Linked DNA regions of Homo sapiens: all the other regions are linked to region 3. A link is a loop called in an ENCODE intact Hi-C map of the cell type or tissue named here. Cell type or tissue: CD4-positive, alpha-beta T cell. All regions are shown on one strand.

Region 1 (8,000 bases), 88 kb after region 3:
CCACGTGGCCATTTTCCTTCAACTGAGGGCTCAAAACTCCTGGACAAGTTGCTGGCTCCTGAGACCAGTATTTCCTGGAGCTGTGCCTCAGTGAAGGGGCCCAGCCTGAGGAACCCTGGCTCTTTTCTTTAAAGCCCAGGCCCCACTTACGTAAAACATTTCAGGGTCACTGGAAACAGTGAAGTGCCATTTGTTGAAGCCTACTGCATGCCAGCCCACTGCTCATCCACGTGGTCTGCCATGCCTACGAGGAAGGCCAGCGCATGCAGGACTGGTCTCTAATGCTGTGGTCATTGCACAGAAGGGAAAGGTCTCAAGGAAGAGTCAACTGGAACAAGCACAAGCCCACCGGACATGGCCTTGGTAAAGGTTAGCAGACTGGTGTGTGTGGATCTGCAGTGCTTCACTGGAAATAATTTATTCATTGCAGATACTTTTTAGGTGGCATTTTATTCATTTCCTGTGCTTTAAATAAACAAATGTACCAAAAAACAAGTATCAAGCTGTTTAAGTGCTTCGGCTACTTGTCCCCTGGTTCAGTAGAGGCCCCGGTTTCCCAGTTGTTGACTGTGACAGGCTCAGCATGGGCTCAGCAGATGCTGTCTTAATTTGTGGATGATACAGAAAGCCAGGCTTTGGGATACAAGTTCTTTCCTCTTCATTTGATGCCGTGCACTGTGTGAAGCAGATGTTTTTGTCCGGAAATAAAAATAATAGTCTTGGAGTCTCGCCACCACTGGTTTTCAAGTCTCCCTGTATGCAAGTGGAAGGAATGGAAGCTATGCCAATGGGTAGCTGAGAGGCCAGGGCTTGTTCTGTTCTGTTCTGTTCTTGTGGGGGCTACATGGGCCCCACCCTTTGTGACCTTTCCCAATACCTAACCCCCATAGAGGCCCAGGGCCACCCTAATCACTGACCACAGTTGATCTCTAAGCCCCGTGGAGGTCACCAGCCACCAGAACAAAAGTTAAGGGAGAGCAGTGAGAGAGGGAAGTTCCCATGGCCCCCACCATCTGCCATGCACTAGGAGGGGAGACCCAAGCACATTGGATTGAATCCACCGAGAAAACCAGATGTTGCTGTGTAATGAGCCACCCCAAAATTTAGTTAACAATTAGTAGTTTTGCTCACAAACCTGTAATTAGAGCAGGGTTCAGCAGGGACTGTATATCTCTCCTCCATGTGGCCACAGCTTGGGCAGCATAATTAGAATCCTCTTTCAAGTGGGCTCCATGACACTGCTGACAAGTTAGTGCTGGCTATTGGCTGGGAGCTTTGACTCCTGGTCACTTGGACCACTGCACAGGGCTTCTTCACAACATGGTGGCTGGGTTCCACAACTGAGTGCTCCCAGATTCTAAAGGTCAGAACAGCCAGTCTCTCAGAGGCTGGAACTGGACACTGGCATGACATTACTTCCATTCTATTCCTTTTTTTTTTTTTTTTTTTTTTTTTGAGACAGGTTCTCACTCTCTTGCCCCAGCTGGAGAACTCCTGGGCTTAAAGCGATCCTCCCACTTCAGCCTCCCGAGTAGCTGGGACTACAGCCATGCACTACCATGCCCAGCTAAACTTCCATTCTATTCTATGGGGGGCATTAGTCACAGAACCTACTCCGATTTACATGGAGGAAGCAAAGATTCCCCCACCCCATCTCAGTGGGAGAGGTGTCAAAGAATTTGCAGCCATCTGTAATAGGCTTCAGTGGGGCTGGGGAGATCACAGCCAAGTACCATGCCTGTGGACAGCACTGACCACCTTCACTACTGCGTCCTTGATCACCATGACCACATCTGGGCTGCATCCCACCTCTGACTGCCCCTTCTCCTGGATCCTGTTCCCAGGACTCAAGGTTCAGTCTTTGGTCTTCTGGCCTTTTCTCTCTGGACACTGCCCCATAGGGAGGGTACTGTCTTAGTCCATTTGTGTTGCTATAAAGGGATACATAAGCCTGGGTAATTTATGAAGAAAAGAGGTTTATTTGGCTCATGATTCTGCAGGCTGTACAGGAAGCATGAAACCCAGCATCTGCAACTGATGAGGGCCTCAGGCTACTTCCCCTCATGGCAGAAGACAAAGGGGAGCCTGCATGTGCAGAAATCACATGGTGAGAGAGGAAGGGAGAGAATGGCAGGGGAAGGGGTGGCGCTAGGCTGTTTTCAACAACCAGCTCTTGAGAGAACTAAGAGAGGAAGAACTTGCCGTGGACCCAGGAAAGGCATTAACCTATTCTGAATGGCTATACAAGATTACATCTTCTAAGGTCACTTCACGCTCTAGAATGCTTTGATTCCTCCAGTCACCCAGGCCCAGAATATTGGACCTAACTTCATTTCATCCCTGTCACTCACCCTGATTGTTCTAGATTCTCCTCCCATCCAACATCCCCCTCTATTCCACCATTCCTTTTTCATCATGTGACTCCCTCACTCTGAAATCTGTGCCTCCAGACTTGGTTGGCCCTTAGAACAGAATCCTTGGTCTTTTGCTGGTGGTGTGGCACCTCCAGTCCACTGCCTGGCCCTCCTAACCTCTTCAGACCTCTCTCCGCCCACTTCATCCATGACTTCAAAACTCTATTCCAGTGGGGCTCTGAATCCACTCCTGCCCACACCTTGCTCTTGCCCACACCTTGCTCTTGCCCACACCTTGCTCTTGCCATTGTTCCTGGACAACTCACAGCAAAAGCTGCCCACCTTCCATGCCTTACCAGCACTTCAGAGTCTATCACAGAGCCCATTTTCTCCAGGAAGCCCTCCAACTCTGCTAAGCTCTCCTTCTAAATCCCAATAGTCCTTTTGATTCATAATTCTTCTGCATGTAGCTGTATTAGTTTCATAATTTAAAAAGCTTGTGCTTGTGTGTCTTTTGCTTAACCAAGATGCTACTTTTTTCAGAGGTAGAGGTCCATGTCTTGTACTTAGTCCATCTGTCTCACATTGTCCAATGCAGTGGGTGCCCTAGAAATTATGTCTGTTACATTTAATTGTCAGAAACATGTTGTACTTCAGCTATGACTTCAGGCAGGTGTTATACTGGAGGCTTCCAGATGGCAAGGAGGAAGTAGATGTCAGGCAAGTGCCCTGTGTTTTACAAACCTTATCTCATGTCACCAATTAATATCCTAGCAGCAAAGCTTATTTTCAGCTTACTGGTGAAAGAAGGCCCAGCAAGGTGAAGTCACGAGCCCAGGGTCACAGAGCAGCAAGAGGCAGGGCAGCAACCATACAGCCTTTCCACAGTGCTCTGCTACTCAGCTAGGCCATGAGACTGGGTTCTCCTGGGAGCCACAGTCGGGAGAGTGGCTGCCGAGGAGTCTGGTGGACCCCAGGGCTTCCTAGATAGTGTTTGTCTCTTTTTCTTTCCTTCAGGAGGCCACAAGTTTGAGGTGGAGGAGGTCTCAGGGACACTGAAGCACAATATCTAGTCCTAGGCACAAGATTAAATATTCTAAGGCCACTTCTAACTCTAGAATGCTTTGATTCCTCCAGTCACCCAGGTCCAGAATATTGAACCCAACTTTGGTTCATCCCTGTCACTCATCCTGATTGGCATTTCTGCTTCCACCTATATGCCCTGCCCTTTCTGGACTTTGTGTTGGCAGCTCCTCCCCCAGGTCAGGGATACTTGGGGATCTGATGTTAAAGCCACAGGGCAAAGCACCTATAGCCCTCCAGGCTGCTGCCAAACCTGTCTCCTTTACCCTCGCCCTGCCCTTCAGACCCAGCCTCTCATGGACTTCTGTTCCCCACGGAAGAGGGGAGTCCTGTTCACATCTGTGTGGTCTCTGGGATCATCTCTAATCAGTGCCACATCAAGGCATCCTCAGCCAGTCCTGGGGAGCCTGCAAACGACACCCAACCTCACAGCTCACTGTTCTGTTTGGGCGGTTCACAAGGCTGTTTCTTGGCTTTAAACGTGCTTATGACGAAATGAGAAAGGTGGAACTCAGCCTCCTGCTGGCCAATTCTCTCCTAGCCTCAGGCTTCATAAGAACAATTTTTTTTTTTTTTTGAGACAGAGTCTCGCTCTATTGCCCAGGCTGAAGTGCAGTGGCATGATCTTGGCTCACTGCAACCTCCACCTCCCAGGTTCAAGCGATTCTCATGCCTCAGCCTCCTGAATGGCTGGGATTACAGGTGTGCCCCACCACGCCTGGCTAATTTTTGTATTTTTAGTAGAGGCAGGCTTCACCATGGCCAGGCTCAAACTCCTGACCTCAGGTGAGTCTGCCTGCCTTCACCCAGCAAAGTGCTGGGATTACAGGCATGAGCCCCTGTACCCAGCCTTAAGAACCTCCTAATGATCCCATGAGTTATATGGATGAACCAGCACGGCCTCTTCTCTGCCCTTTAATGTAGGTGTATTAGTCCGTTTTCATGCTGCTGATAAAGACATACCTGAGACTGGGAAGAAAAAGAGGTATAGTTGGACTTGCAGTTCCACATGGCTGGGGAGGCCTCAGAATCATGGTGGAAGGTTAAAGGCACTTCTTACATGGCAGTGGCAACAGAAAAATGATGAAGATGCAAAAGCAGAAACCCCTGACAAAACCATCAGGTCTTGTAAGACTTACTCACTACCATGGGAACAGTATAGGGAAAACTGCCCCCATGATTCAAATTATCTCCCACCAGGTCCCTCCCACAACATGTGGGAATTATGGGAGTACAATTCAAAATGAGATCTAGGTGGGGACACAGAGCCAAACCATATCATCCCACCCCTGGCCCCTCCAAATCTCATGTCCTCACATTTCAAAACCAATCATGCCTTCCCAACAGTCCCCCAAAGTCTTAACTCATTTCAGCATTAACCCAAAAGTCCACAGTCCAAAGTCTCATCTGAGACAAGGCAAGTCTCTTCCACCTATGAGCCTGTAAAATCAAAAGCAAGCTAGTTACTTCCTAGACACAATGGGGGTACAGGTATTGAGTAAATACAGCCATTTCAAATGGGAGAAATTTGTCAAAACAAAGGGATTATAGGCCCCATGCAAGCCTGAAATCCAGTGGGGCAGTCAAATCTTAAAGCTCCAAAATGATCTTCTTTGACTCCATGTCTCACATCCAGGTCATGCTGAAACAAGAGGCGGGTTCCCATGGTCTTGGACAGCTCTGCCCCTGTGGCTTTGCAGGATACAGCCTCCCTCCTGGCTGCTTTCATGGGCGAGCGTTGAGTCTGCGGTCTGCGGCTTTTCCAGGTGCACAGTGCAAGCTGTCAGTGGGTCTACCATTTTGGGGTCTGGAGGACAGTGGCCCTCTTCTCACAGCTCCACTAGGCAGTGCCCCAGTAGGGACTCTCTGTGGGGGCTCCAACCCCACATTTCCCTTCTGCACTGCTCTAGCAGAGGTTCTCCATGAGAGCCCCGCCCCTGCAGCAAACTTCTGCCTGCACAGCCAGGCGTTTCCATACATCCTCTGAAATCTAGGCTGAGGTTCCCAAACCTCAGTTCTTCACTTCTGTGCACTTGCAGGCTCAACACCATGTGGAAGCTGCCAAGCCCTGGGACTTGCACCCTTTGAAGCCACAGCCCACGCTCTACATTGGCCCCTTTCAGCCATAGCTGAAGTGGCTGGGATGCAGGGCACCAAGTCCCTAGACTGCACACAGCACAGGTACCCTGGGCCTGGCCCTCAAAACCATTTTTTTCCTCCTAGGCCTCTGGGCCTGTGATGGGAGGGGCTGCCATGAAGACCTTTGATATGCCCTGGAGACATTTCCCCATTGTCTTGGGGATTAACATTCGGCTCCTCATTACTTATGCAAATTTCTGCAGCTTTCATGAATTTCTCCTCAGAAAATAGATTTTTCTTTTATACTGCATTTTCAGGCTGCAAACTTTCCAAACTTTTATGTTCTGCTTCCTTATTAAAACTGAATGCCTTAAATAGCACCCAAGTCACCTCTTGAATGCTTTGCTGCTTAGACATTTCTTCCACAGATACCCTAAATCACCTCTCTCAAGTTCAAAATTCCACAAATCTCTACAGCAGGGGCAAAATGCCACCAGTCACTTTGCTAAAACATAACAAGAGTCATCTTTGCTCCACTTCCCAACAAGTTCCTCATCTCCATCTGAGACTACCTCAGCCTGGACTTTATTGTCCATATTGCTATCAGCATTTTGGGCAAAGGCATTCAACAAGTCTCTAGAAAGTACCAAACTTTCCCACATTTTCTTGTCTTTTTTTGAGCCCTCCAAACTGTTCCAACCTCTGCCTGTTACCCAGTTCCAAAGTTGCTTCCACATTTTTGGGTATCTTTTCAGAGGCACCCCTTCTGCTGGTACCAAGTTACTGTATTAGTCCATTTTCATGCTGCTGATAAAGACATACCCGAGACTGGGAAGAAAAAGAGGTTTAATTGGACTTACAGTTCTGCATGGCTGGGGAGGCCTCAGAATCATGGTGGGAGGCAAAAGGCTCTTCTTAACATGGTGGTGGCAAGAGAAAAATGAGGAAGATGCAAAAGCAGAACCCCCTGATAAAACCATCAGATCTCATGAGACTTATTCACTACCATGCGAACAGTATGGGGGAAACCACCCTCATGATTTAAATTATCTCCCACCAAGTCCCTCCCACAACACGTGGGAATTATGGGAGTACAATTCAAGATGAGATCTGGTGGGGACACGAGCTAAACCATGTCAGTAGGGACACAGATCTAAACCATGTCAGTAGGTAACTGCAAGAGCTAGACTATGGTCATTTGAGACCCAGCCAACAAACAAGCCTAGGAAAAGATTAGCTATAGTCTACAGGACTCAGAAAGAGGGAAGATCTGAAACTGATGTAAGAAAAGAGCTCCCCACCCCAGCCTTCTGCCCAGGCCAGCAGCAGTGCAGCAGCAGCAAACGCTCTCGCCTTTGTTCCCTCTCCCATTTTCAACACTCTGACTGCCCAGCCCGCATCCTCAAGACCCAGGAGGCAGCTTCGTGGTCATGTAACCTACGCGTTACACAGAGCCTGCAACTCGGAAGGGCCCCACACTTGGTCTCTGCTGTTGCCAGCTCAAAATTCTTAATAATTTTTGAACAAGGGACCCAGTGTTTTTATTTTGCCCTGGGCTCTGGCAAATTAAGTAGCCAGGCCTTTTCAGAGGATGAGGCAGTCTCTGAGAGGTTAAACAACCTGTCTGGGGCTTCACAACTAAGAGACAGACCGAGATTTGAGTCCTAGTGTGTCTTAAACTCCATCAGCCTCTTTCTTCAGGGTGCTGGCCTCTGCTTGCTCACCCAAACTTTCCACTCCTGTGCACATGATTTTTAAACTCTATCAACGGGCCTTCTGTGCCACACCTTTATAAGCTGGCTAAAACTCATTTGGCTGATCATCTAAAAAGAGAACGTTTGTAAATTGGCCTATAGACAGAATAGGTCTATTTAGACAGGATGGACTACAGAACTGCTTATGTTCAAGACAGTAGCCAGCAGCTACATGTGGCTATTTAAACTTCAGTATTTATTTAATTAAAATTTCATTAAATTTGGTGCTAACGAATACATCAAAATACACTGGGTTTCCTTTTTCAAATTAAGTGTGCATGATTGTATATGGAAGAGACTAAGGTCCCAGGGTAGGAAAACTAAGAAAAGGGATATGGAGTTCTTACTTGACTTGAATATGCATCTGAGGGTGCTTTGTGTGAATACATTGCACACTACAGCATCTTATTTCTTTTTTTGAGTTGAGTTTCAATAAAATACAATTCTTCACCCTTCTAAAAAAATGTAATTCCTCAGTTGCACTAGCCACATGTTCAAGCTTTCAGTAGCTATATGTGGCTAAGTGGCTACTATATTGAACAGCACAAATATAGAACATCTCTGTCATCACAGAAAATGCAATTGAACAGGGCTAATATAGCAAATGTGTGTGTGTGTGTAGTGTGTGTTCCATGTATTGAATGATTACTATGTACCAAGAACTCTTCTAAAATATTTATACGAACAGTTTTATTGAATCCTCATATTTAATTTTCAGTCCTTATCTTAC
Region 2 (8,000 bases), 56 kb after region 3:
GCTCAGGTGATCCTCCCACCTCAGCCTCTGGGGTAGCTGGGCACACACCACCACACCCACTTGTCTTTTTGTTTGTTTTTAAAACGACTGTACATTACTTTTATAATCAGTTAAACCAATAAAGTGACTTCCACTTTGAAAAAGGAAAAATGTAACAAGTGACACATTTCACAAGTCAAGCCTTTGAATGCATTCAGTCTCTCAATCCTAGGATGCCCACATGGCTTACTATGTAGTAAAAACCCATGCTCACAACTTTTGAAAATGATATGAAAATATCAATTTCTAAAATAATAAATCTAGACACTGAATCAGGTCCAGTGGTCCACCTGCCCTTCATTGCCTTTTCTGAACAATCATTCTGAAATCAGCATCAGATAAAATTTGATGTCTCCATTCTCATCTCTTCTTGAATAGTTCCATGAGAACTAATGAAAGTTGGCTGAGCATGGTGGCTCATGCCTGTAATCCCAGCACTCTGGGAGGCTGAGGCAGATGGATCACCTGAGGTCAGGAGTTCAAGACCAGCCTGGTCAACATAGTGAAACCCCTACTAAAAATACAAAAGAAATTACCCAGGCATGGCAGCACACACCTATAGTCCCAGCTACTTGGGAGGCTGAGGCAGAAGGATCACCTGAACCTGGGAGACAGGTTGCAGTGAGCCAAGATGGTGCCACTGCATTCCAGCTTGGGTGACAGAGCAAGACTGCATCTCCAAAAAGAAAAAAAAAAAAAAGAGAGTTAATGAAATTAGAAATCTGCTGGGGAAAATGAGTTTATGAATCACTTCAGAAATAATACTTCTCCATCCTCTGGACAGGAATCATTTTAGTTATTTAAAATGTTTTCACTGGACAGAGTACAGGAGAAGATTCCGAGGCATGCCAATCATTTTGACTACTCTTACCTGTGTGTTCATCCTAAAAAACAAAGCTCTTAGCATCAAATGAAAAATTGCTTTCATAACCTGACTCTCACAGTGTCACATGGCTGCTGACAGAGCTGAGGCTGGGAGATGGGGCTTTTTGACTCCAGATTTTACTATAGAATTAAATCAGAATCCCTGGGATGGTCCAGGCATGTGTAGTTTTTAAACGGCCTGCAGGTGAGTTGTAGGTAGAACCAGAGCTAAGAGTCACTGCCTTACTAGAGTTAAATGTTTCCACAAGAGTACAGAACCTAGCCAGAGCCAACTGATGTTGCCCTGGGCACACTGGAGGTGTGCGTGGAAAATCACTTGAGGTCTGCTTTTGAAAGAAAGAGGTGGCTTGATATAAACATTGAAGTTTCCATGAGCTCCTAAAATAGGAACTACCTTTACTAACACGCAAAGTCTAATTTTAGTCACGTTAGTCACCATGTTATCTAACCCTGTGTTATTGGTTAGACAGCATAGCGCATTGGCAAGAAAGGGCTGACCAAACACAGCCTGAGCTTTCGTCCTGGGATCTGGAATTGCCGTGTACTTGCTGCAAGTGCCAGCCCAAGTCACCTGGATCCACAGCTGCTTTGCAAAAATTAGAGGTCTGGCTTGGATGACCTCAGAGATCCAAGACTGATCTGAAATTCTCCATAATTCTATTTTGAGTGGACAATACTTTCAAATACCCCAATAGAACAGCAGTAAAGATTCACAAATTATTATTATGGAGGCCAGAGTCTATCACACCTTTCAGATGCCCCCTGCTCAAAACAACAAAACCTTAATGTTACATTGCCTACTTTCTGTTTCGTCCCCTCACTTTCCTCTTGTTTTCTCTTTGATAATATTTCTTGCTTTGTTTTAAAAGGCTTAGGAAACAAATATATCAAAGGATGTTATTAGCTGTTAGCCTTAAAAAAAGAAATTCAACTGCAGTGGTTATAAAATATCAGCATTAAGGCAGTGCAAGAAGAGAAATGGCGCCGCCAGATTCCAGCTGTCCAGGGGAGTTGCACGTTCAGAGTATATTTGCTATGTTGATGAATGTGTTGATGGGGAAACCAGTTTTAAAGGATGGATCTTGGCACTGTGCTCTACAAATTGTGAAATCGTGACTCTCTTAGTACAGGAGAAGTAGGAGATCCCAAAGCACAGACTCTGCTACAAATGCCTTCCTTCTGGCTTCACCCACTGGACCCCAGGAACTTAATCTGGAAATCACAGTAGTTAAGAGATGTCTCAAGTCTGGTGACCTGGAAGCAGAGCCTGAGACAGGATTTTTTGTTTAAGTCAGTGATCAAGAAAGTGCTCTCAGAAGTGAGGAAAGCAGGATAGAGCAGGGCACGTAGCTGAATGCAGATGCGGTTTTAGCTGAAGAGTAGCTTCAGCCTGACCCCATGGGGAGCTCTGGAGTATGAATGGCATACCCAGGTTACATCACTTGAAGCAAGGAGGTCAGACTTTTTAATTCCTGCAGGAGGCCATTATTGGCTGTAGACAGCACCTCTCCCTTGGGATGGGCATGAGGGGCTGCAACACCTCTCAGGCTTTTCTGGTTCAAGGCAGCTCCCCCGAGCTGAGGCACTTCCCCGAAGGAGGGTACATCTGTGAGCCATTGGCCACTAAGACTCACAGCAGTTGGGGCCTGGGTGCCCCTGCCTGGTAAAGGCCACCTTGGGGGAGCCCCAAAGAGTCTACTACAGGGGGCTGAGTGGTGGAGGAGGAGTGGTGTGGGGCCTTGGAGCATCTGTGATCAAAATTGCTTCTGTGACTGTTTTTCAGACTGTATGTCAGGCCCATGTCCTTTTGGGGAGGTTCAGCTTCAGCCCTCGACATCGTTGTTGCCTACCCTCAACAGAACTTTCATCTGGGATGTCAAAGCTCATAAGAGCATCGGTTTAGAGCTGCAGTTTTCCATCCCTCGCCTGAGGCAGATCGGTCCGGGTGAGAGCTGCCCAGACGGAGTCACTCACTCCATCAGCGGCCGAATCGATGCCACCGTGGTCAGGATCGGAACCTTCTGCAGCAATGGCACTGTGTCCCGGATCAAGATGCAAGAAGGAGTGAAAATGGCCTTACACCTCCCATGGTTCCACCCCAGAAATGTCTCCGGCTTCAGCATTGCAAACCGCTCATCTATAAAACGTGAGAAAGCCCCTCCCTGCTATCTGATTAGGTTAAAACACACAAGATCATCATTGTTCTAGGTCAGAAATGGTCAAATGTCAGCAAATCTCTAATACTCAATATAAAAACCATAAAGGAAGATCTAGCTCTCTTATAAGTGACATGGGTCATGCATTCCTAGTGTGAACCCCCTCTTCTCTATTAAACAAACGGGGTGATTCTCTTTGTCCTTTTTGCATGTGATACTTGTTTTCAAAAAAATGACAAGGGATTGGTTCTACAGACCCACCTTGATTGCTTCATTTCTAACTTCTTTGTCTTCCATCTCTTTCACATTTTCTGTAAACGTATCAGTGATGTGCAGAGCTCACTCACACTGGCTCATAAAAGCTGTTTTTTGTTTTTATTTTTGTTTTTGTTTGTTTTGAGAAAGAGTCTCAGTCTGTGGCCCAGGCTGGAGTGCAGTGGCACTGTCTTGGCTCACTGCAACCTCTACCTCCAGGTTCAAGCGATTCTTCTGCCTCAGCCTCCCAAGTAGCTGGGACTATAGTCGTGCGCCACCACACCCAGCTAACTTTTGTATTTTTAGTAGATACGGGGTTTCACCATGTTGGCCAGGCTGGTCTCGAACTCCTGACCTGAGGTAATCCTCCTGCCTTGGCCTCCCAAAGTGCTGGGATTACAGGCATGAGCCACTGCACCTGGCAGAGAGCTGACTGTTAAGTGTTCAGGCATTTTGTGAGCTGATGTGAAACAGATCCGTTATAAAAAAATAGAATTAAATTAACATAATTAAATAAATTATTTTTAAAACAAAGGTAATAAATACTCAAAACTCATCACTTCCTAATTATTTTACTGTTGCCTGTGCTTTCAGGGTTATTTGTGTTGTCGTATCTGTATGGAGGGAATAATATAAAGGTGTGCTACTGCCCAACTCCACATTCAGTCACCTGGTGTTGGTAGCTTGAAATCAACCGTGGTGGGATTATTTACATCCACTATGGAAGTGGGCAGACGCTATAAGTCAGGGCTCTCCCCTCTACCACTGGACCGGTTTTTAATATTTACTCGCACACCACTGATGTGTCTGCATTCCCAATCTCTGCCTTGAGTCCAAATATACAGTATCTAGACCCACTGCTCAGGATCTGAGAACTGCAGTCATTTTTCCTACACCCCCACCCCTCGGCTGCAGACAACCAGGACAGGGTCTAATGGCTCCCTATTCTTTCTGGTTTGGGTTCCACTCCCACTAGGTCTGTGCATCATCGAGTCTGTGTTTGAGGGTGAAGGCTCAGCAACCCTGATGTCTGCCAACTACCCAGAAGGCTTCCCTGAGGATGAGCTCATGACGTGGCAGTTTGTCGTTCCTGCACACCTGCGGGCCAGCGTCTCCTTCCTCAACTTCAACCTCTCCAACTGTGAGAGGAAGGAGGAGCGGGTTGAATACTACATCCCGGGCTCCACCACCAACCCCGAGGTGTTCAAGCTGGAGGACAAGCAGCCTGGGAACATGGCGGGGAACTTCAACCTCTCTCTGCAAGGCTGTGACCAAGATGCCCAAAGTCCAGGGATCCTCCGGCTGCAGTTCCAAGTTTTGGTCCAACATCCACAAAATGAAAGCAGTGAGTGAGCCCCACTTTCCTTTTTCTTCCTCCTCCAGCACCTTCGTTGTTTCCTGGGTAGTCTGCCTGGGTGAGGCTCCCTTCCTGTTTCTCATCTGTGGCTTCTGAAACACTTAGACTCTGGACCCAGCAAGAGTTTCAGGAAGTGGGTTGCTAGGCAGTTAGACAGGCTTGTTGGTGAACACCCGGTATGTAGTTCCATTTCAGCACAATAAAAAGAAATCTTGCATTCAAGATGCTAAATTGTTTTTAACGAAGGCATTGAAAGGTCATTTTTCTAGATCTTATGTCTTGACCCTGCAATGTGAATGAGGATGTCACCCGCACCATCAGCGATGATGATGGGAACTTACAGTTTTATGGCTCAGCACCCCTACTATGGACACATACTCTGCATGTCATCTTGTGTTAGGCACGCCACTTACACAATCTCAGCTAATCTTTATTGCAACCCTGTAGGGGAGGTGGGAATTATCTTTATTTACTAATGAGAAACCAGAAGGTTCAGAGAGGTTATGGAACTGGCCTGACATCACACAGCTTGTTAAGAGCAGAGCAAGCTCAGAACCCTGAGCCTGTGCTCTGGCCCACACTGAAGCCCAGTTAGGATGATGAGAATTAGGTTGGACATCATTCCACAAAAGTTGCTGAGATGCCATGAACATAGAAAAGCGGAGTTAAGGCCAGGACTAGGGTAAGGCAAAGTGCCCAGGGTGCAATATATAAGGAGGTACCCACTCTCAGGGTCATGTACCTGCAAGGTCAGCCCCTGAGAGTGAGCACCTCCTTAAACTTTGCTCCCTAGGTGCCTGGCTTGCCTCACCCCAGTCTTGGCCCTGAGGGGTGTCGTGCAGATTTTGAGATAAAAGATACAAAATTAACTCAGACTGGCTCTTCCTGGGCCTCATGCATGATGTGAAGGAGTGAGTTGTGGCAAGTGGTCTCCAACCAGGACATTTCTGATGTGTGTTGCTAAGGATGGACGCTGTTCAGAGGGCTGATTCTCATTCTTGTTTTTACTATTATTTACTTCTAGGAAGTAGGCAGAGCCAGGCAGAAAAATTAAGTGGGAGTGTGGAATGGCGTGCTGCTGTTTTTTGTAGGGCTGATAAGCATCTGAAAAGTGGCAGTGTGGGATCCACTAGAGGGATTGCCCAACTGGTGCTGCCCTGGAAACGTCCATATGTATGTATGTATAATGTGTGTATAGATATATATACAAGGGGCCGGGCACGGTGGCTCATGCCTGTAATCCCAGCACTTTGGGAGACCAAGGCAGGCAAATCACTTGAGGTCAGGAGTTCGAGACCAGCCTGGCCTACGTGGCAAAACCCCGTCCTACAAAAAAGTCAAAAATTAGCCAGGCATGATGGCGCGCACCTGTAATCCCAACTACTTGGGAGGCTGAGACATGGAAATTGCTTGAACCCAGAAGGCAGAGGTTGCAGTGAACCGAGATTGGGCCACTGCACTCCAGCCTGGGTGACAGAGTGAGACTCCATCTCAAAAAAAAAAAAAATATATATATATATATATGTATACATGCATATATATATATATGTATACATGCATATATATATATATGTATACATGCATATATATATATACATGCATATATATGTATACATGCATATATATATATACATGCATATATATGTATACATGCATATATATATATACATGCATATATATGTATACATGCATATATATATATACATGCATATATATGTATACATGCATATATATATGTATACATGCATATATATATGTATACATGCACATATATATATAGTGTGTGTGTGTGTGTATCCATTGAGACATTTTTATGATTCCACTGTCACAACTGTACAATCAGAATGTTGAAAACAGCCACAAAAGGATTTAGAAATGGAGTGGGCTTGGGGTTTAGAAGACAGGGGGATTTGTTTATCACCTCAGTCATGGTGGAATGCTGCTTAGAAGCTCTGATTAATTCTGCTAACTGTAACATCAGCTGGGTTGATTTCTAAAACTAATCAAATTGTTAAACGTGCTATAAACAGCATCAAGAAGGACATGGATTTAGTGCTGAGATTAAAGGGCAATAACTGCCGTTGAGAGGTGTTTAGCAGTGTCAAGCCCTCTAACTTTGCACTGTTTCTAGCGGAGTGAGTGGACTTGGCGGCAGAAATATCTTTGGGGATAAATTTAGGTTGGGCTGGACTGCCTGAGAACTCTGATCTCTGGGCAGCTTCATCTTGATCCTCTGAACCTCTATGTGGACCCTAAATTTCAAGGGCTAGCCCAAGGAAGCCAGTCCTGTGCCCCTACCTGTTTGTCTGACCCATTCTTTTTTTTTCTTTTTTTTTTAGGCAGAGTCTTGCTCTGTCACCCAGGCTGGAGTGCAGTGGCGTGATCTCGGCTCTCAGCTCACTGTAACCTCCACCTCCCAGGTTCAAGCGATTCTCCTGCCTCAGCTTCTTGAGTAGCTGGGATTACAGGCGCCTGCCACCACACCCAACTAATTTTTTGTATTTTTAGTAGAGATTGGGTTTCACTATGTTGGCCAGCCTGGTCTTGAACTCCTGGCCTCAAGTGATCCACCCGCCTCGGCCACCCAAAGTGCTGGGATTACAGGTGTGAGCCACCACTCCCAGCCCTCATTCTTTATTCTCTCTCATTTGCTAAGTGTTTGTAGGCAGCTTGTATTGCTGGCAGCATAGCCCCATTAAGGATAATGACCTGGAGTTGGCCTGCATGGATTTGAATCTGGTTCCCCCACTTACTTTGACCATGGGCAAGTCACTTCACCTCTTTGTGACCCAGTTGCTCATCTGTAAAGTGGAAGTGGTAAGACTGTCCTCATCGGGGTGTTGTGAGGACAGTGTGAGGTAGCACAGTGCCTGGCAGGTAGTGAGCGCTCTTTAAATGTTTCCTGCAGGGTTCTAGGTCAAGGCAGGCATGCAGGGTTAGAAAAGACACAACACGGGCCGGGCGCGGTGGCTCATGACTGTAATCCCAGCACTTTCAGAGGCCGAGGTGGGAAGATTATAAGGTCAGGAGTTTGAGACCAGCCTGGCCAATATGGTGAAACCCCATCTCTACTAAAAATACAAAAAATTAGCCGGGCGTGGTGGCAGGCACCTGTAGTCCCAGCTACTCAGGAGGCTGAGGCAGGAGAATCGCTTGAACCCGGGAGGTGGAGGTTGTGGTGAGCCAATATTGTGCCACTGCACTCCAGCCTGGGCAACACAGCAAGACTCCATCTCAAAAAAAAAAAGAAAGAAAGGAAAGAAAGACACAACACTTGTTCAAACAAAGAGATTAGACTGTGGCTCCAG
Region 3 (8,000 bases):
GGAGACCGTGAGGGTACCTGTCTGATTAAACGATGGGTTTGACATTATGCTGCAGTGGGGGAAAGGCTGGGTAGGGAAACTGGGGACAGAATGTAGACAGTAAACTTGACCTAGTCAACTCACAAGCTTGTGGGCAGCTGGAGGCAGAAAATGATTGACTTCTCCAAACATTTTGTGTTTCTGAGTGACTTAATGGGAAGGAAGTGGGTTCATTCCAATCTATCTTCTGCACCCAGATCTGTACCAATCCAGAAGGCAACTTGACCCAACCAGCAATTTTGCCTAATATTCTGTTCAGGGCTCTATGTTAGGTACAAAGAAGAGGCGTACAACAAAGGCCAACAGTGGGGGTTGAAGACCTGTCTGCAACATTCCTCCTAGGAAATGGTAGAGTCTCATTCCCCTTCCCTTGACTATGAGTCCCTTTTAGTGACTCGATTCTAACCAATGAAACACAGGGGAGTGACATTGTGTGACTTCTGAGGCTAGGTCATAAGAGAAAATACAGCTTCCTCCTGTCTGATGTGTTCTCTCTCTCTTCCTTTCTCTCTCTTGGAGCCCAGCCACCATGCTGTGAAGAAGCCCAGGCCATAAAGGGAGGAACACTCGTGGGTGTTCCAGCCAGCAGTGCCAGCTAAGGTCCCAGCTGGCAGCCAGCACCAGTCACCAGCCATTAGTGAGCAAGCCTCGGAAGATTCCTGCCCCAGCCTTCTGGCTGCCCTAGCTGATACCACAGAGGCAAGCAAAATAAAGCCCCTAGGTTTTGGAATGTTTATTATGCAGCATGAAGTAACTGGAGCACAAATACACAGAGCCAGGCTCTAACCCAGCCCGGGACAACTGGGAACCAAGCACGGTATATGGAACATCCTAAACATTCCTCAGCTGACAGGTGTATATTCCGCTGTTTTCAGATGGAACAAAATCAGTTCTGAGCTGTGGCACCGAGCTGTAGACCCACATATAAACGATGTGCCATCCAGGTGGGGGAAATGAAGGAAGGCCTCAGAGGGGAAGCCGTTTTGACCACACTGTGGAGGATGAGGAAGACAATTTCAAGAGAAAAGGGCAATGCAAATCACAGACACTGTGAGCTGGACACTGTGGCCTCAGGGCGCTCTGGTCAATCCCTGCATCCTCTGTTAAAGATTGGCAGTACTGACCCCTGCACTCAGGCTTCCTATGTCCTACTGGGCATGTCCCCTCTTCAGGTCACCTAGAGGCTGCCCTCAGCTCTCCTCTCCCTGACCTTTAGGGTAGGAGGGATTTGACAGAATTTGATGTTCGTCCACCAGAGGTGGTCTGTTGACTGTTGAGTGATTTCCACAGAACTGTGTATTTTGCATTCCTTATCTTTCCATTCCCCACCTAGACCCCTGCAAGGCCCCGCAATTTCTTTTCACCCACTCACTGCTTCGTTAGTGCTGGAGTTAGTCAGATCTCATCAGTCCCTCCTCGATGGCTCCTTCCCTCTTGTTCCACTGCTGACAAAGGGGCTTGCTCTCCACCAGCCTTCCCTGTTGGACTCTGTGCTTTGGAACCAAGTAATTGTTCCATTACTCATTACGTTTTACAGTTATAAATGCAAGACAAGTCCATTACAGAAAATGCTGAATCAAGAAAAGAAACTACACACAATCTCATCACCCTGCCCCGCCATCAATAACCATTCATCTCGTCTTCTTTGAGGATTTTTTTTTCAACACCTATAGCGTTTTTAAAATCCTGTTATAGCCGGGCACGGTGGCTCACACCTGTAATCCCAGCACTTTGGGAGGCCGAGGCAGGCAGATCACCTGAGGTCAGGAGTTCGAGACCAGCCTGGCCAACATGGCAAAACCCCATCTCTACTAAAAATACAAAAACCAGACATGGTGGCTTACCCCTCTAATCCCAGCTACTCGGGAGGCTGAGACAGGAGAATTACTTGAACCCAGGAGGCAGAGGTTGCAGTGAGCCTACATGGCGCCACTGCACTCCAGCTTGGGTGACAGAGCAAGGCTCCATCTCAAAAAAATAAAAAATAAAAATAAATAAAAATAAACAAACCCTCTTATCATACTGCACATTCAATTGTGAATGCTGAGTTTTGTCTTTGGTGTCACAGTGCATGCTTTTTGTCATCATTTTCTTTCCTAATGAATACGTAGTGGTGTCAAGTGGCTGAACCTCGTTTTCTTTAACTATTTTTACAGTGTTTGGCATCTACGTGGTTTCCAGTTTTTCCCTGCAGTAAACATCTCCCTGCCTAGGGCTTTTTCTGAAAGCTGAACTACTTCCTCAGGACAGATTCCTAAGAGAAATGACTGGGTCAGAAGTTGTGGGTATATTAATGGCTCTGGATATAGACCACTTGTCAAATTATCTCAGCGACTTGTTTCTTTGAACTGTGATCTTGTAGTTAATGCTGTTGTTGTTCTGGAAGTATTAGATGACCACTGGAGAAAATTTGGAAACGTTGAGAGAAGTGAATAAAAATCAATCTCATTTCACCCATAAAATGATAATCATTATCAGTAACATGTTGGTGTCTTCCTCTCCAGTCTATTTTTCTTCATGTAAGTTTTAGGGTTTTTTTTTTTGTTTCAGTGCCTATATGAATTAGCATAATTATCATGGCACTCTAAATAAATTAGACTTCATAATTTTTCTTGAACATAACAGCTAAGCATTTTCCACTTTATTGCAAACTTCAAACAGTTTAAGATATTTTCCACTGAGTAGATGTATCCTCATTTACTTTCCCATTATCCTATTTGGGGACACTTACACTGATTCCAAATTTTTGCTCTTAAAAACATTTGCCAGGAATAAATCTTCAAGTTCTGACTTAAAAAGCAGTTTGTAAGTTGGGTAAACAGAAAAATGATGAAAACTTACAATAGAAGAGTTGACTAATTGGTCTTGATTGTGGAAAAGGCTAATTTCTAAGCTCCTTCCTAGATTCATGAATGGAATTTAAATAACTAAGCTTTTTTTTTGTTCGTTTACAATCAAAGCAAACCCAATGAAGATTACTGATTGGGAGCCCAGACACCTGGTTTTCTGGTGGTTTTTCCCTCGGACAAGTCACAGGCCTGGCCTCTTGTGACTTAGTCAAATGCACAGTCAGACTAAACGGTGGCGGCACCGGCGCTGCAGGGCTCCCGGCTGTTTCCTTTTACCAACCCACACCGTTGTCAAGGGCGGCGCCTTCGTTAAGCATTCCTCAGTCACCGCGGTGAAGTTGCCATTTGCTTCCTGCCTGACTCTGACTCACACAGCAGCCTGGGGCACAAGTCCTACCATCTGTGGGCCTGGGCCGGCTGGCGGCACAAAGAGGAGCAGAAAGTGTGCCTCGATGCGCAGGACATGAAAAACAAGTGATGCCGCTTCCTGTGTGCAGACATGGAAAGATAAGGAAGAGGCTTATGATGTTGGAAAAGAAAACAACAGCGGCAACAGAAACCAAACCTGAGGGCAAGACAAACAGTATATGCTATCGTTTGTATAAAAATAAAATAGAGAGCCAGATATGCACATACCACCCCCGGTCCCCCCAAAATAAAGAGCTCAATGGCAGTGAAGGGCTATATAGTCACCACTGGCAACTGCAGAATGGATGCTTATTGTTCCTCAGAAAATTACTGTATTTCCTGCGTGACTCAGAGTTCTGTTCACTGCATTGGTCGGTTGAAAAGTGACATAGGCTTGGGTGGAAGGAGTGAAGCCAGTTCCCCAAACACTTCCTTGGTACCCAGGCTGACCTGTGGTGGAGACATCCTCCCCCAACACCTGTGCCCATTCCAATGGCAGACAGGCAGTCAGATGCAGGCACACTGAGAAATGCAATTAGGAGAGAGAAGGAAGGAGAGGGAGAGAAGGGAGACAAGGGGTGCAGCTAGAGAGGGAACAGAGTGAGAAAAAGAAAGAAACTTTGGCCATCTTTTGAACAACCATGACAATCTTGAGGAGTTTTGGTGGTGCTTCATTTAGGATGAGCTTTTAATGGTCCTATTCTCTAAAGGCAGCCTCCTTCTCAGGATGTCCTTACCCTGAGCAGCTCAGAAAATCAAGGGCTGCTGCAGCCTGGCAGCCTTTTGCTGGGGACTGGTCCTGCCTGGAATGGGTCTTGAGACCCTGGGTTGGCCTGACCTCCAGTCCTAGCCCTGTTCTTCCAGTACAGTAACAAGTGACCTTGGCCCATGATCATGGCTGGCCACCGCCCAGCCTCTGGGAAGGCCTCAGCCCAGGAGCCCCCATCTGCTCACCCACTGAAATGGGCCTCTCCCGCTCCCCAGTGAGGCCTTGGAGCAGAGCCACTGAGAACCCTGAGGCCCTAGGAGAGAAGAGAAGAATTAACAGGGTCAGTTGTTTCCAGATGTCTCTTACTTATGTCAGGATTAATCTTTTTACTACAGAGCCATTAAACTGGACAGAACACATGGAGAAAATGCATATAAAGCAGATGTCCTGGATAACAAGGAGAGGAGGTAAGAACCACGAGGAGAACATGGAGTGGACAGAAAGCACTGCCCAAGGATGACACACATGACAGGAGGAAGCAGGGACCCTGAAGGCCAGCCAGGCTCCTGAGGCTTCAACTCTACCGCTTCAGAATCTTCTGCCAGCAACTTGACACTAGTTCCCTGTATTAGTCTGTTCTCATACTGCTATAAAGACATACCTGAGACTGGGTAATTTATAAAGAAAAGAGGTTTAATTAGCTCATGGTTCTGCAGGCTGTACAGGCTTCTTCTTGTGGGGAGGCCTCAGGAAACTTACAATCATGGTGGAAGGTGAAGGGGAAGCAAGCACATTTTACATGGCTGGCAGGAGAAAGAGAAAAAAAGAAAGTGCTACACACTTTTAAACAACCAGATCCCCAGATAACGCTAGCACAAGGCAGCGCTAGGGGGATGGTGCTAAACCATTAGAAACCGCCCCAGTGATCCAATCACCTCCCACCAGGCCCCTCCTCCAACACTGGGAATTACAATTTGACATGAGATTTTGGTGGGGAAACAATTCCAAGCCATATTATTGCCCACTCAAAAGGCTGGGCTGCCTGCAGGGCACTCCCTTCCTTGCTTCCTCCTTCCCATCTTCCGACTGGGGTCAGTAAAACTGAGTAGCAAGCCAAGGCTGGCCTGACCACAGACCCTGATTTGCTATGGGAAATTTCTCTTCTGATCACCTACCTACTGCTTCCTGCCACCGTTAGGGACTGAGCTAGTCAGTGTCTGCAAGTCTTTTTTTGTTCCTGAAAAGTGACTCAGGATACAGGAAACAGAGATAAAAATATTGTGTTAGGCCGGGCGCGGTGGCTCGTGCCTGTATTCCCAGCAATTTGGGAGGCTGAGGCGGGTGGATCACCTGAGGTCAGGAGTTAGAGACCAGCCTGGCCAACCTGGTGAAACCCCCCCATACTAAAAATACAAAACTTAGCCAGGCATGGTGGTAAGCGCCTATAATTCTAGCTACTCAGGAGGCTGAGGCACGAGAATAGCTTGAACCCGGGAAGCGGAGGTTGCCGTCAGCCAAGATCACACCACTGCACTCTGGCCTGGGTGACAGAGCAAGACTCTGTCTCAAAAAAAAAAAAAAAAAATGTGTTCATAATAATAGCAAGTGCTTCCAAGCACTCACTGAGTGCCAGGCACTATGCTCCATTATTTGGTCCTATTTGGTCCTTATAATGACCCTATCAGGTAGATGCAGTTATATATCTCCAGTTTATATGTAAGGAAACAGGCTCATAGAGGGTAAAGATCAAACAGTAGGCTAGATTTGAAGGCAGGTGGTCTTCGACTGTGTACCCTTAGAACAGTAACACATCTCATTACTAACACAGCTGATTGGAGGACATGGCTTAGATCGGTCGCCAGTGGGGCTTGCTGATACATCACTCTTGAATGAGACTATCTTAGCCACTCACGCTTGGCAGCACCAGAAGCTGTGGGGAGTGGAGCCCTGAAGCGCATTTCACAGAGGAGCAGAGGACACCTGCACCCCAAAGAGAGAAAAGCCACCAACCTCTGAGCAGAGCATGCTGCAGCACCCAAAGTGTCTGGGGGCAAGGGTGATGCTCCAGCACTGTGGGATCTCACCCTTGCCTGCATGTTAGTAACCTGAGAAGTTTTCAGTTACTTCCAATGCCCAGCCTCCCTGTTGTCCTCCCCTTCCCCAGTGAAATCCCATCCCTGGGTCCCATATGGACCCAGGCATCCATATTTTTGAAACTCCAGGTAATTCCAATAGGTGGCTAAGGTTGAGAACTACTTCTGGGAAGGAATGTCCTTATGGGACAGTAGGTCCAAGGGAATGGTTTTTTCTTTTTTACATTAATATTGGGATGTGGGAGTGGGATGAATAACAGCTGTAAGACCCTGTCAGTCTCTCACACTTCGGTGTGGATTAATTTTGGTCTTGATTCCCCTCATGACGGGTGAGATCCAGGCACCAAAGCAATGTGAGTGTTTATAGCAGAGAAGGGAAGGGTGTGTATGGCTCAAGAGGGCCAGCCCCAGAGAGGACCAGCTCTGGTGGGAGATACAGTGGGCCAGGGAACAGAGGCCTTAGAGAGAGAACTTGAAGATGGACAAACATCATGTGCTTCCTGGCTTGCTCCAGAGTTGGCCCCAACTGGCTGTGAGTTTCTGCAGCTCAGAGTCAGCGTCTTAGAATAGGCCAGCGTGGTCTCGGGTGACAGTCACCCAGCATCTGTTGCAAACTTTTCACAGCGCAGGAGATGATTCTCCCCACCCCAAGTACCTCTTTGGACAAATAGCTCTTCCTTGAACTAAGCTAAAAGTCCTCTTCCTGTGACATCCAACCCATGCCCAGAGTTCTGCTCTGTAGAGATACAAACAAGAATTCCAGTCCTGGCTCAAGAGAATGGCCCTTCAGACACTGGAACCCATCCCCACCTCTCTCAGAGCCTGCTCTTTCCTAATTGCCTTCATGCTGCCTAAATCACCTGTTTCAGGCTTTCAAAGGAATCTTTACGGCTTCTCCAAGGATGGCCATGATGCTGCCATGTACAGGTGAAGTCTGTGTCCTCTGGCCCCGATTGTAGGGTTCTGCCTGTACCCTGCAAGTATTCTCTTGAATCTTCAGTACAATACTGCAAAACAGACACTCTGATGAACATTTTATAGATAAGGGAACTGAAACTCAGAGCTGCAAAGTAACTTGTGCAAAGTCACAAAGCAGGTCGTTGGCAGATTCAGACCCAGGCCTACCCGATGCCAAGACTCACATCCATCTTAGTAAACCTCCCCTGTCAGTCCCTGCTGGGGAACAGCACACCGCAGCAAGTGCTCTGAGCATCACACGAGCAGTGGAGCCTCCCCTGGCCTGGAGACCCTTCTTGACTTCTAAGCAAAGATGAGACTGGTTTGGCCTACCCCATCCGACCCCAGGAGTCCCAAACAGACAAATGCTCCCAGAAAAAACTACCCCTGTCACTGATGAAGTTCACCCCATCTCTCTCATAGCCCTTAGAGGTGGTATGAGTTTTCCTCCCAAACACTTTCTTGTTTATGCTATTTTCTTTCTTGGCACTTTTCTTGGGACTAGCCTTGGACCCTTCAAATATATTTTATTACTTGAAAAATTCAGGCCAGGCGCAGTAGCTTACGCCTGTAATTCCAGCACTTTGGGAGGCCGAGGCGGGCAGATCACCTGAGGTCAGGAGTTCGAGACAAGCCTGGCCAACATAGCAAAAGCCCGTCTCTACTAAAAATACAAAAATTAGCCAGGTGTGGCCATGCATGCCTGTAATCCCAGCTATTTGGGAGGCTAAGGCTGGAGAATCGCTTGAGCCCAGGAGGCGGAGGTGACAGTGAGCTGAGATCAAGATCACACCACTGCACTCCAGCCTGGGGGACAGAGCAAGACTCTGTCTCCAAACAAAACAAAACAAAACAAAACAAAACAAAAAAATTCAAACGACAGCCCAAAAAAAGAAAAAACAAAGCAGTAGAGGAGCCAAGGAAGAAATATCCCCTTTGCTCTCT

Evidence for each region. A loop is a pair of places that touch in the nucleus more often than their neighbours do. Peaks named below come from ENCODE experiments on the same cell type or tissue, not always from the same donor. Only the 100,000 strongest peaks of a DNase experiment are listed, where the experiment ranks them.
Region 1: it touches region 3 in a loop (11-fold over the local background); 4 of 110 quality-filtered maps call a loop at or near these places.
Region 2: it touches region 3 in a loop (4-fold over the local background); 20 of 110 quality-filtered maps call a loop at or near these places.

The regions. Positions count from the first base shown.
Region 1 is chr3:45,075,010-45,083,009 of GRCh38, reverse strand. CDCP1 (CUB domain containing protein 1) reads left to right here. Exons shown (of 9, transcript NM_022842.5): 9 at 1-733. LOC124906233 (a long non-coding RNA gene) reads right to left here. Exons shown (of 3, transcript XR_007095898.1): 2 at 1,136-1,357; 3 at 435-753. Among named protein-coding and RNA genes, the nearest start is that of CLEC3B, 53 kb to the right of the region's middle. In CD4-positive, alpha-beta T cell, a CTCF peak has its summit at 3,897; DNase peaks (open chromatin) are centred at 3,939 and 6,529.
Region 2 is chr3:45,107,153-45,115,152 of GRCh38, reverse strand. It overlaps CDCP1 (CUB domain containing protein 1), which reads left to right. Exons shown (of 9, transcript NM_022842.5): 3 at 2,708-3,070; 4 at 4,312-4,680. Among named protein-coding and RNA genes, the nearest start is that of CDCP1, 35 kb to the left of the region's middle. In CD4-positive, alpha-beta T cell, no CTCF peak of the experiment used is centred here; a DNase peak (open chromatin) is centred at 4,802; H3K4me3 peaks cover 973 bases; H3K27ac peaks cover 1,056 bases.
Region 3 is chr3:45,162,892-45,170,891 of GRCh38, reverse strand. No RefSeq gene overlaps it. Among named protein-coding and RNA genes, the nearest start is that of CDCP1, 21 kb to the right of the region's middle. RefSeq lists a silencer at 3,072-3,191 and enhancers at 2,752-3,715, 3,716-4,679. In CD4-positive, alpha-beta T cell, no CTCF peak of the experiment used is centred here; DNase peaks (open chromatin) are centred at 3,201 and 3,671; H3K4me3 peaks cover 503 bases; H3K27ac peaks cover 1,395 bases.